Regions from separate parts of the Homo sapiens genome. Here region 2 is linked to region 1. A link is an interaction called in ENCODE POLR2A ChIA-PET data of the cell type or tissue named here. Cell type or tissue: A673. All regions are shown on one strand. Links, peaks and the distances in the headings refer to the core of each region. The heading gives the core; the rest is flanking DNA.

Region 1 (6,595 bases), core at 1,203-5,202:
GGTGTGCCCTCGAGTTCTGGGAGCTAGGTGTCACCCTGCTTGGGCAGGCTGGATCTGTAGTTAGAGGTGGAAAAGTGGGCAGAGACCAGATCTGGGGGCTTCCAAAAAGCTCCTTCTTAGCCGGGTGCAGTGGCTGACGCCTGTAATCCCAGCACTTTGGGAGGCCGAGGCAGGCAGATCACTTGAGGTCAGGAGTTGGAGACCAGCCTGACCAACATGGTGAAACCCTGTCTCTACTAAAAAAACAAAAATTGCTCAGGCTTGGTGACGGGCACCTGTAATCACAGCTACTCAGGAGACTGAGGCATGAGAATCTCTTGAACCTGGGAAAGGGAGGTAGCAGTGAGGCGAGATCATGCCACCACACTCCAGACTGGGTGACAGACTGAGACTCTGTCTCAAAAAAAACGAAAGCCTCTTCTCATAAGTTTACTCTACGTGAAGGTAACCGAGATGCTCTTAGGCAAGGGAGGCTCCTGGTCAGAAATAAGTTGTTTGGGAACACGAAATGTCCCCTGGCAGCTTTGGAGGAGGCCGGACTGAAGGCAACTGGACCAGATCCAGGGCTATTGCTGCAAGGAAGGCGTGACCCAGAAAAGGAGCAGAGGAAGGCATGGATTTGCCAGAACATGGAGGTGGAACCGACAGGACTTACTGATTGATCATAGGTCCGGGAGCATGAGAAGGAGGAGGCAGGCTGATTCCCAGGTTCTAGATGGTCACTGGGAGGATCCTGGGTCAGGAAACCAGGCAAGGAGCTGCAGGAGGGAAGAAGGAGATGACCATTAGGTCTGGGACCCACTGAGTCCCAGGGCCTGTGGATGTCCAGGTAGAGATGGCGAGTCAGCCACTGTGTGGGCAGAACTGGAGTTCTAGAGAGAGGATGGGTGAGAATAAAAGCAGGGACTGTGCTGTGGGTTTGAGTGTCCAGGCAGGAGACAATGGAAGGACTGCAGCAGTGAGATCACCTTTGCAAAAATTATGACAGGGAGAAAAATCTGATATAGTTGATTCCATCTTGCTCCTTTTTTTTGTATACAATTTTTTTTTTTAATTAACTGGACATGGTGGCACACCAATAGTCCCAGCTACCTAGGAGTTCAAGGATGCAGTGAACTGTGATCACACCACTGCACTCCATCCTGGGTGACAGACTGAGACCCTGTCTCAAAAAAAAAGAATAAAAGTAAAAATAAAAAATAAAAAGAGCCTGCACCCTCCATCTCTCTCTTGCTTTCTCTCTCTCCATGTAATCTCTGCACACAGGAGCTCCCCTTTCCCTTCCACCATGAGTAGAAGAAGCCTGAGGCTCTCACCAAATGGCTAGTCTTCCAGCCAGCACAATCATGAGCCAAATACGCTCTTTTCTTTACAAATTACCAGTCTCAGGTATTCCTTTATAGCAACACAAACAGACTAAGACATTCCTGTACAGAAAGTCTGCCAACTGCTGATCTAGGAAAACTGACTGTGGCATCTGCTCCCTTAACCACTGCCCTAGACTGCCTCTGGGGCCCTCAGCTAGCAGTGATGATAAATGCTGGTGTGTTTTGACCCTCCAACAAGATGCATCCTTTGGAGAGAAGGGACATGACCCTTCTTAGGTACAGTTTTTTTTGTTTTTGTTTTTTGTTTGTTTGTTTGTTTTGAGATGGAGTTTTGCTCTTGTTGCCCAGGCTGGAGTGCAATGACACAATCTCAGTTCACCACAACCTCTGCTTCCTGGGTTCAAGCAATTCTCCTGCCTTAGCCTCCTGAGTAGCTGGGATTACAGGCATGCGCCACCATGCCTGGCTAATTTTTTTTTTTTTAGATGGAGTCTCGCTCTGTCGCCCAGGCTGGAGTGCCGTGGCAAATCTCAGCTCACTGCTATCTCTGCCTCCCGGGTTCAAGTGATTCTCCTGCCTCAGCCTCCCAAGTAGCTGGGACTACAGGCACGTGCCACCATGCCTGGCTAATTTTTGGTATTTTTAGTAGAGATGGGGTTTCCCCATGTTAGTCATGATGGTCTTGATCTCCTGACCTCGTGATCCACCGCCTCGGCTTCCCAAAGTGCTGGGATTACAGGCGTGAGCCACCGCACCCAGCCTTAGGTACAGTTTTTATAGTAATATATTTGGATTTTATTAATGAACATTTGTCTCAAGAACTAAACAGTAATGTAACAGCTAAAATGTGATGCATAGAAGACAATATAGGAGTAAATCTTTGTAACTTTGGGTGAAGCAAAGCCGTCTTAGATATGACACCAAAACACAAATGACAAAAGAAAAAAATAGGGCTGGGTGCAAGTGGCTCGTGCCTGTAATTCCAGCACTTTGGGAGTCTTGCTTGAGCCCAAGGAGTTTGAGACCAGCCTGGGCAACATGGCAAAACAAATCTCTACAAAAAATACAAAAATTAGCCAAGCACGGTGGCATGCACCTGTAGTCCCAGCTACTAGGAAGGCTGAGTGAGAAGGATCACTTTAGCCAAGGAGGTTGAGATACAGTGAGCCGTGATTGCACCACTGCACTACAGCCTGGGTAACAGAGCAGGACCCTGTCCCAGAAAAGATAAGAAAAAAAAATTGATAAATTGGACTAAAAAAAGTAGTGATGCTGGGCATGGTGGCTCACACATGTAATCCCAGCACTTTGGGAGGCCAAGGCGAGCGGATCACGAGGTCAGCAGATAGAGACCATCCTGGCTAACATGGTGAAACCCTGTCTCTACTAAAAATACAAAAAATTAGCCGGGCGTGGTGGCGGGCACCTGTAGTCTTAGCTATTCGGGAGGCTGAAGCAGGAGAATCGCTTGAACCCGGGAGGCAGAGGTTACAGGAAGCCAAGATTGCGCCACTGCACTCAAGCCTGGTCAACAAAGCAAGACTCCTTCTCAAAAAAAAAAAAAAAAGTAGAGATGTCTAGGCCTCACCCTCAGAAATCCAGATTTAAATGAGTTGCAGCAGAATTCAAGCATCTGTATATTTCTAAAACCTTCACATTGATTCCAAGTATAGCACCCACTGCCTCTTTTGGCAAATTACATGTATTTATCCCTGGATTACTGCACACACTTCCTGATGGATGGTAGATTTTGAGCTGCTCTCAGTCTGAAAGTCAACTCACTTAATCTGTTCCTGTGCCTGCCACAAAGCTGAGCTGTTGACTATAAATAGCCACAAAAGACTGGAGTTTGTTCTCTTGTTCATGAACCCTTCTAAGTGTTAGATACTGTCATCCAAAGACCACCAAGATGACTAAGTAACAGGAGAGTTGTATTTGGTGACATCAGTTCACAAACCAGGAAGAGACAGTCTCCTGAATGTGTGGAAGCTGCTCTCTCTTTGACGGGAGAAAGGGCAGGCTGGGTTTTATGCCTTACAGGGCCTGTATTACACAATGGAATCATACATATTCAGCAGGTTTGGGGAAAAGACTACGCATATTTATGAGGGGAATTAAGTACATGCACAATGGGTAAACATATGTGTAACATACATCCCATGTTCACATTGGGGTGGGGTTTTAGCAATAAAATGAGGTGGAATTTGGCTCTCTGTGTCAAAAGGTGAGCTATAGGACACAAAGACAGTTTGTGTGCAGTCTCTATAAGCCGGCTGAAACTGCTTAAGGTCTGCAGTTGCTCATCAGAAGACAATGTCTATAAGGTCAGTCCTCTGTCCAATCAGAGTTGTAGCAGTCTGGGTATAAATCAAAGTTAGGAGGGGTATGATAATTTGCCTTGACATCTCCTATTGTGAGGGAGCTTAGCAAGAGTGTAGTTATTCTTGCAGCCATAGGAATTTAGGAATTTAGGAAGGAATTCATGCCAGCCAATACCTAAACCCGTGACCTGTAGGTAATTTTTGTTTCCTTAACCTTAAAGTCCATCTTTTTTTTTTTTTTTCTTAGATGGAGTCTTGCTCTGTCACCCAGGCTGGAGTGCAGTGGCACAATCTCAGCTCACTGCAACCTCCACCTCCTGAATTCACGCCACATGCCATTCTCCTGCTTCAGCCTCCTGTAGCTGGGATTACAGGCACGCCCCACCATGCCCAGCTAATTTTTGTATTTTTAGTAGGGACGGGTTTTCCCCATGTTGGTCAGGCTGGTCTCAAACTCCTGACCTCGGGATCTGCCCGCCTCGCCTCCTAAAGTGCTGGGATTACAGGCGTGAGCCACTGCACCCGGCAGGGTCCATCTTAATCAAGAGGAGTCTGTTTTGGGCTCTCAGATGACAACACAAACACTTCCTCTTGTCTGGACTGAGACAAGATCCTAATAACTACTTGCCCACAAGATGGGAACACAGCAGGAACCAGCTGTGGGGATTTGGAAAACAGTCCAACAGCAATTTTTTCCACACAGCACACTATTCTGTTCAGAATCTTGAACCTGGCTATAGTTAAGGGAGCCGCACCCACAGATATAAGCCAACTACCTAACTCAGAGATCTTCAGTAGCTTCTCTTGGCCTTCACCATGGTCTGCGTAGCCTGGTTCATTGCAGCAGTCAGGGCTCAATGCAGAAATACTATGAGCTATGGGATAAGAGAGTTACTCTAGGAATTAGACCTTACAGAATCATAGGAGAAGCTGGGGAAGGGACAGACTAGGAGGAAAGTTGGAGGCTCAGAGGAGGTACTGGCCAGTCCATCTGAGTAGCCAGGCACATTTAGTCACTGAAAGAGGATGGCCAAGGGAACGCTCTATGGTAACCTGTGCCTGTATGTAGCTACTACCACCAAGCACCTGGTGGTGGGCCTGGGGCTGTGTTGGTCATCAGGGTCAGAAGTCAGGAGAAGAGCTAGATGCAGAGGACAGCAAGGACAAACTGGAGCCCACAGGTATCTGTGTCTATTGCCACATCTAACCACAGTGGCCTTGGGGGATGGCTGCTGCTCACTTGCACCTGCCTCTTTCAGCCAAGTCTAACTGTGGCTAGAATCCCTGAAGACATAATTTCAAGCTAGAGTCTCCCTCTGTCACCCAGGCTGGAGTGCAGTGGCATGATCTCGGCACACTGCAACCTCTGCCTCCCACGTTCAAGTGATCTTTGTGCCTCAGCCTCACAAGTGCTGGCCACCATGCCCATGTTTTTTGTTTGTTTGTTTTTTTGAGATGGAGTGTTGCTCTGTTGCCCAGGCTGGAGTACAATGGCGCGATCTCGGCTCACTGCAACCTCTGTCACCCGAGTTCAAGCGATTCTCCTGCCTCAGCCTCCCAAGCAGTTGAGATTACAGGCACACACCACCATGCCCAGCTAATTTTTGTATTTTTAGTAGAGATGGGGTTTCTCTGGGTTGGTCAGGTTGGTCTTGAACTCCTGACCTCAGGTGATCTGCCCGCCTCGGCTCCCAAACTGTTGGGATTACAGGCGTGAGCCACCGTGCCTGGCCAAAACTTTTTTATTTTTTGAGAGAGAGAAAGAGAGAATTTTACTCTGTCAACAAGGCTAGAGTGCATTGGCACAATCACAGCACACCATGGCCTCAACCTCTTGGGCTCAAGTAATCCTCCCACCTCAGCCTCCCAAAATCTGTGATTGCAGGGGTGAGCCACCATGCCCAGCCTCCCATATAACTTTTGACTCCCCCATAACTTAACTACTAATAGACTACTATTGACCAGAAGCCTTACTGATAACCTAAAGCCAATTAATGCATGCTTTGTTTTGTTTTGTTTGTTTGTTTTTGAGACTGAGTCTCACTCTATTGCCCAGGCTGGAGTGCAGTGGTGTGATCTCAGCTCACTACAATCTCCACGTCCTGGGTTCAAGTGGGAGGCTGAGACAGGAGAATTGCTTGAACCCAGGAGGTGGAGCTTGCAGTGAGCCAAAATTGTGCCACTGTACTCCAGCCTGGGCTACAGAGCAAGACTCCGTCTCAAAACAACAAAAGTCTTCACCTCCTTGTCTTCACATTGAGGAGGCTGAGAGGAGGTGGAAGAGGAGGGGATGGTCTCGCTGTCTTAGTGATACAGGAGATAGAAAGAAATTATTTAGGCAGACAATGACGGCAAGAGAGTCCTCAGTAGAACTTCCCTTCTAACAAAAAAAAAAAGCCCAAGAAATCACTTTCTAAAAAGGAGCAGCCTGAAAGATCAGGCTGCAAACATAGATAGGGAAACTGGAAGCTTGCACGGGGGAATGCCGGCAGCTGCATGAATAGAAAGGACGACCCGGGGCCAGGCAGGTCCACCGTGGGGGCAGCTGCATGGATAGAAAGGACGACCCGGGGCCAGGCAGGTCCACCGTGGGGGCAGCTGCATGGATAGAAAGGACGACCCGGGGCCAGGCAGGTCCACCGTGGGGGCAGCTGCATGGATAGAAAGGACGACCCGGGGCCAGGCAGGTCCACCGTGGGGGCAGCTGCATGGATAGAAAAGACGACCTGGGGCCAGGCAGGTCCACCATGGAGGCTCCACCTTCCCTTTTTTGTTAGCACATGCGCAGTGTGAAAGAAATAAGCAACATGGAGTAGCTCAGGCAGAGGATACACCTGCATAATAAACAATTGAAGTGGGGGCTGCCAGAGATTCAAGCCCTATGCATACGGCACACCTGGTCCTAACCAGTTTTCCGTGCCCTGTGTAGATCAAATACCGCCTCCC
Region 2 (4,000 bases), core at 1-4,000, 130 kb after region 1:
ATCAAGCAAATGGACAAATATGGTACATCCACATAATGGAATACTTCTTAGCAATAAAAGTGAACGACACCTTGATAACATACAGCCACATGTATGACTTACAATAATTATGCTGAGTAAAGAAAGCTAGACATTTCTACCCCTATAAATGGAGAGTGTATAATATGAGAAAAAGCAGATCAGTGTTTACTTGGAGATGGAGGAGGTGGTATGGAGAAGTGTGAGTGAGAGAGATTAAGAAGTCAGGAGGAAATTTGTAGGGTAGTCGGTATGCTGATTTTCTTGATTGTGGTGACAGTTTCATGAGTGTATGCAAGTACCAAAGTATAACAAATTATATATTTTAAACATGCAGTTTATTATATGCAAATTATACCTTGATAAGACTTTTTTTTTTTGAAGGGAAATAGAAGCCACTTATAACCAAACCAAAAAGAGAATAACAATGCTAATATCACTACAGAAATATGATTCCTAAAAATTAATAACATTATATAACATACTTTAGGGCAGTTCTTTTTGTTCTTAAGGTACATCATCCTAGGAATGTTTAATTATATGACAACTTTTTAAAGTCATTTGAAATAGTTCCTGAAAAATTTCACATGACTATGAAATAGAATTTGAAAAGAAAATATTTAAAAGTAGAAATAAAAAGTAAACAAAAGATGTACTTACATGAATGAGTTGATGGCATAGTTACATAAGTTTGCTCTTAATGTATGGCTCTAAGTCTCCAAATGTGTAACTTAGCTAAACTCAAAAAACATTAAAAGTTTTTTTCTCATATATTTATAGGAATTGAATTCGAATTTCCGGCAAATCATATTTCCAGAAGCACTTCGATGTTTAATGAAAGGGGAATACACGTTAGAAAGTATGCTGCATGAACTGGACGGTCTTATTGAGCAGACCACCGATGGCGTTCCCCTGCAGACTCTAGTGGAATCTCTTCAGGCCTACTTAAGAAACGCAGCTATGGGACTGGAAGAAGAAACACATGCTCATTACATCGATGTTGCCAGGCAAGTGAATGCTGGCTGTGCCGTTTCCTTGTAAAAGAGATGGGACAGCCAGAGAAAGGGATTCTGAGCTCTTTAACGTAAGTTTACTTTTAGTTTTTAGAGCAGGTATAATTACTTATAAATGCTCATACACGTATCTTTTTAAAACTTTTTTATTTTGAAATAATTATACATCACGAGAAGTTGCTTAAAAAAAAAGTGCAGGCAGGTATTGTGCATGCTTCATCCTTCCTTCAGTGTTAGTATCTATAGTAACACTATGAAACCGACAATGATATAGTCCACACCGCTTACTCAGATTTCACTAGTTATACATGCACTTATTTGTGTGTGTGTGTGTGTGTGTGTGTGTGTGTGCAAGTGTATAGTTCGGTCACATACATACATATATCCTTTTAGTGCTTGTAGTTATGTACATGTACATACACACAGTCGAACATGATATTTTTAAGCCATCTTGTAGAACCCCTTGGAGACACCTGAAACAGTTTATTTAGCTAACAGAGTACACACCTCATTTCAGGTGAATACTTTTAAATTAGTTTAAATATTGTAAGTTTGTTTTAGCTAATTGGATATTGTATTTTTCATCTCATTAGTCCAGAAAAGCAATCTGACTTTGGAATCTGTAGAGTTTGGGCAGTTCCTGCAGACATGCATTGTACTCAGAGCTAATCCCTAAGCTTCTTTGTGCCTAGTGACTCAGGGCCTCTTTTCTTTGGCGTTCCAATGTCTAATTCACAGAAGAAGTATAATTGAGAGAGTAGAAATGAATTGTAGCACCGTTTCCTCCCATGGGAAATTTCAAAGATACAAGACTGTAGAGAGAATAGTCTAATGAACCCCCTGCCACCACCTTTGGTAATTATCTGCACTGGGCTAGTCTGGTTTAAATTTACTACCCTAGTTATTTAGAAGCAAATATTTTTTCATTCTTAAATATTAATAATGCAGAAAGTATACATATATATGTAATCTTATTTTTCTTGACTGTGGTGCCATTATTTCATGAAAAAAGTAGCAATAATTCCTTAATGTTAATTATCCTGCATTCAGAAATTTCCTGTTTCTCATGTTTCTTTGGAGTGGTTATATTCATAAAATAATAAATATATTCATATATATTCATAAATATGTACGTGTGTGTGTATATATATATATATATGTATTTTTTTTTTTTTTTTTGAGATGGAGTCTTGCTGTGTCGCTAGGCTGGAGTGCAATGGTGCGATCTCGGCTCGCTGCAGCCTCCATCTCCCGGGTTCAAGAGATTCTCCTGGCTCAGCCTCCCTAGTAGCTGGGACTATGGACGTATGCCCCCATGCCCGGCTAGAAAAAGTATAATCATTAATAGCATAAATATTAGATTATTTATAGAACAGCTTTATCATATAATTTTTAGCAGTATTTAAAAAGTTAAATGCTAGATCTGTACATCTTTGTTTTGCACTGAATTTCAGACTTCATTTTATCTCTCTTAATATCTTATCTGGGTTCCCCTTATCCTCATACAGAGGAATGTTTACCTAAATGTGTACTTTGGGTAACAAACTTTGTGCCTGGATCTATGGCAGCCTGTCTGTGCCTTGTTTCAGAGAAGCTTTTTTTGGGTAATCTCAAGGAAAATCTCATACCATCTTACAGCTCTTTTTCCATTAGAAATTTATCTGGTAGTTTAACATTTTTAATTCTCTTAAAAATTCTTAATAGTTCCAGCCATTTGGAATGGTTTCTGTGTGTGTGTGTGATAAGAAATAGTGCCTGGATACATAAGCACTATGTAAGTCTTAATGGTAATGTGAGGGGTGAATTTCTGAAGACCTTACATTCAAAATGTGCATAAATAAAAACCAAGCATACCCAAAATAGCAAGTATACTTGGTTGTATCGTATCTTGTAGTAATAGTGCGAACATACCTGACAATTTACTAGGTCCGCCAGCTTTAGAATGGTGTGATTTCTGACATTTTTCAATACAGGATTTTAAATTATTTCATATTTTGTGTGTAAAAATGAGACTGATCACTGAAGTTTGCATAAAATTTAATCACATAACAGTCATTAATAACGAATTGGAATCATTGAAATCCTATTGTGGTTGACATGAAATACCATTTTATCATCATAACATTCCTTCTTTTTTTTTGAGATGGAGTTTCGCTCTTGTTGCCCAGACTGGAGTGTAATGGCGCGATCTTGGCCTCCTAGGCAACCTCCGCCTCCTAGGTTCAAGCGATTCTCCTAGCCTCAGCCTCCTGAGTAGCTGGGACTACAGGTGCCCACCATCACACTCGGCTGATTTTTTTGTATTTTTAGTAGAGACGGGGTTTCTCCATGTTGGTCAGGCTGGTCTTGAACTCCTGACCTCAGGTGATCTGCCCACCTCGGCCTGCCAAAGTGCTGGATTACAGGCGTGAGCCACCGCGCCCGGCCTAATAACACTTCTTCTTAATGCCAGAAGGCTTTCTAGACTCTCACAGCATGCAGCTGTGAGATGTACTGACTTTGTATGTTCCCACCAAAGGCATTACTTTTCAGCGAAGGTTTTAACTCCTTTTGTTTTTCTGTAGACTACTACATGCTCAGTACGGTGAATTAATCCAACCGAGAAATGGTTCAGTTGATGAAACACCCAAAATGTCAGCTGGCCAGATGCTTTTGGTAGCATTCGATGGCATGTTTGCTCAAGTTGAAACTGCTTTCAGCTTATTAGTTGAAAAGGTAAATGTGGACTTGGATTTAAAAATAATGCAAGTGCCATAAAGTAGTTGTTCAGTTGTGTCAAGAGTGGAGAAATGAACTTTGTTTTCTTTCATTTACATAGTTGAACAAGATGGAAATTCCCATAGCTTGGCGAAAGATTGACATCATAAGGGAAGCCAGGAGTACTCAAGTTAATTTTTTTGATGATGATAATCACCGGCAGGTGCTAGAAGAGATTTTCTTTCTAAAAAGACTACAGACTATTAAGGAGT

The links. Peaks named below come from ENCODE experiments on the same cell type or tissue, not always from the same donor. Only the 100,000 strongest peaks of a DNase experiment are listed, where the experiment ranks them.
Region 2: POLR2A ChIA-PET joins it to region 1 with 7 read pairs; 3 of 35 experiments call an interaction of 5 or more read pairs at or near these places.

What each region holds. Positions count from the first base shown.
Region 1 is chr16:18,955,956-18,962,550 of GRCh38, reverse strand. No RefSeq gene overlaps it. Among named protein-coding and RNA genes, the nearest start is that of TMC7, 25 kb to the left of the region's middle. In A673, for the core only: no CTCF peak of the experiment used is centred there; DNase peaks (open chromatin) are centred at 3,390 and 3,670; H3K4me3 peaks cover 338 bases; H3K27ac peaks cover 1,437 bases.
Region 2 is chr16:18,829,965-18,833,964 of GRCh38, reverse strand. SMG1 (SMG1 nonsense mediated mRNA decay associated PI3K related kinase) reads left to right here. Exons shown (of 63, transcript NM_015092.5): 51 at 799-1,025; 52 at 3,596-3,746; 53 at 3,850-4,000. Among named protein-coding and RNA genes, the nearest start is that of ARL6IP1, 30 kb to the right of the region's middle. In A673, for the core only: no CTCF peak of the experiment used is centred there; a DNase peak (open chromatin) is centred at 1,774.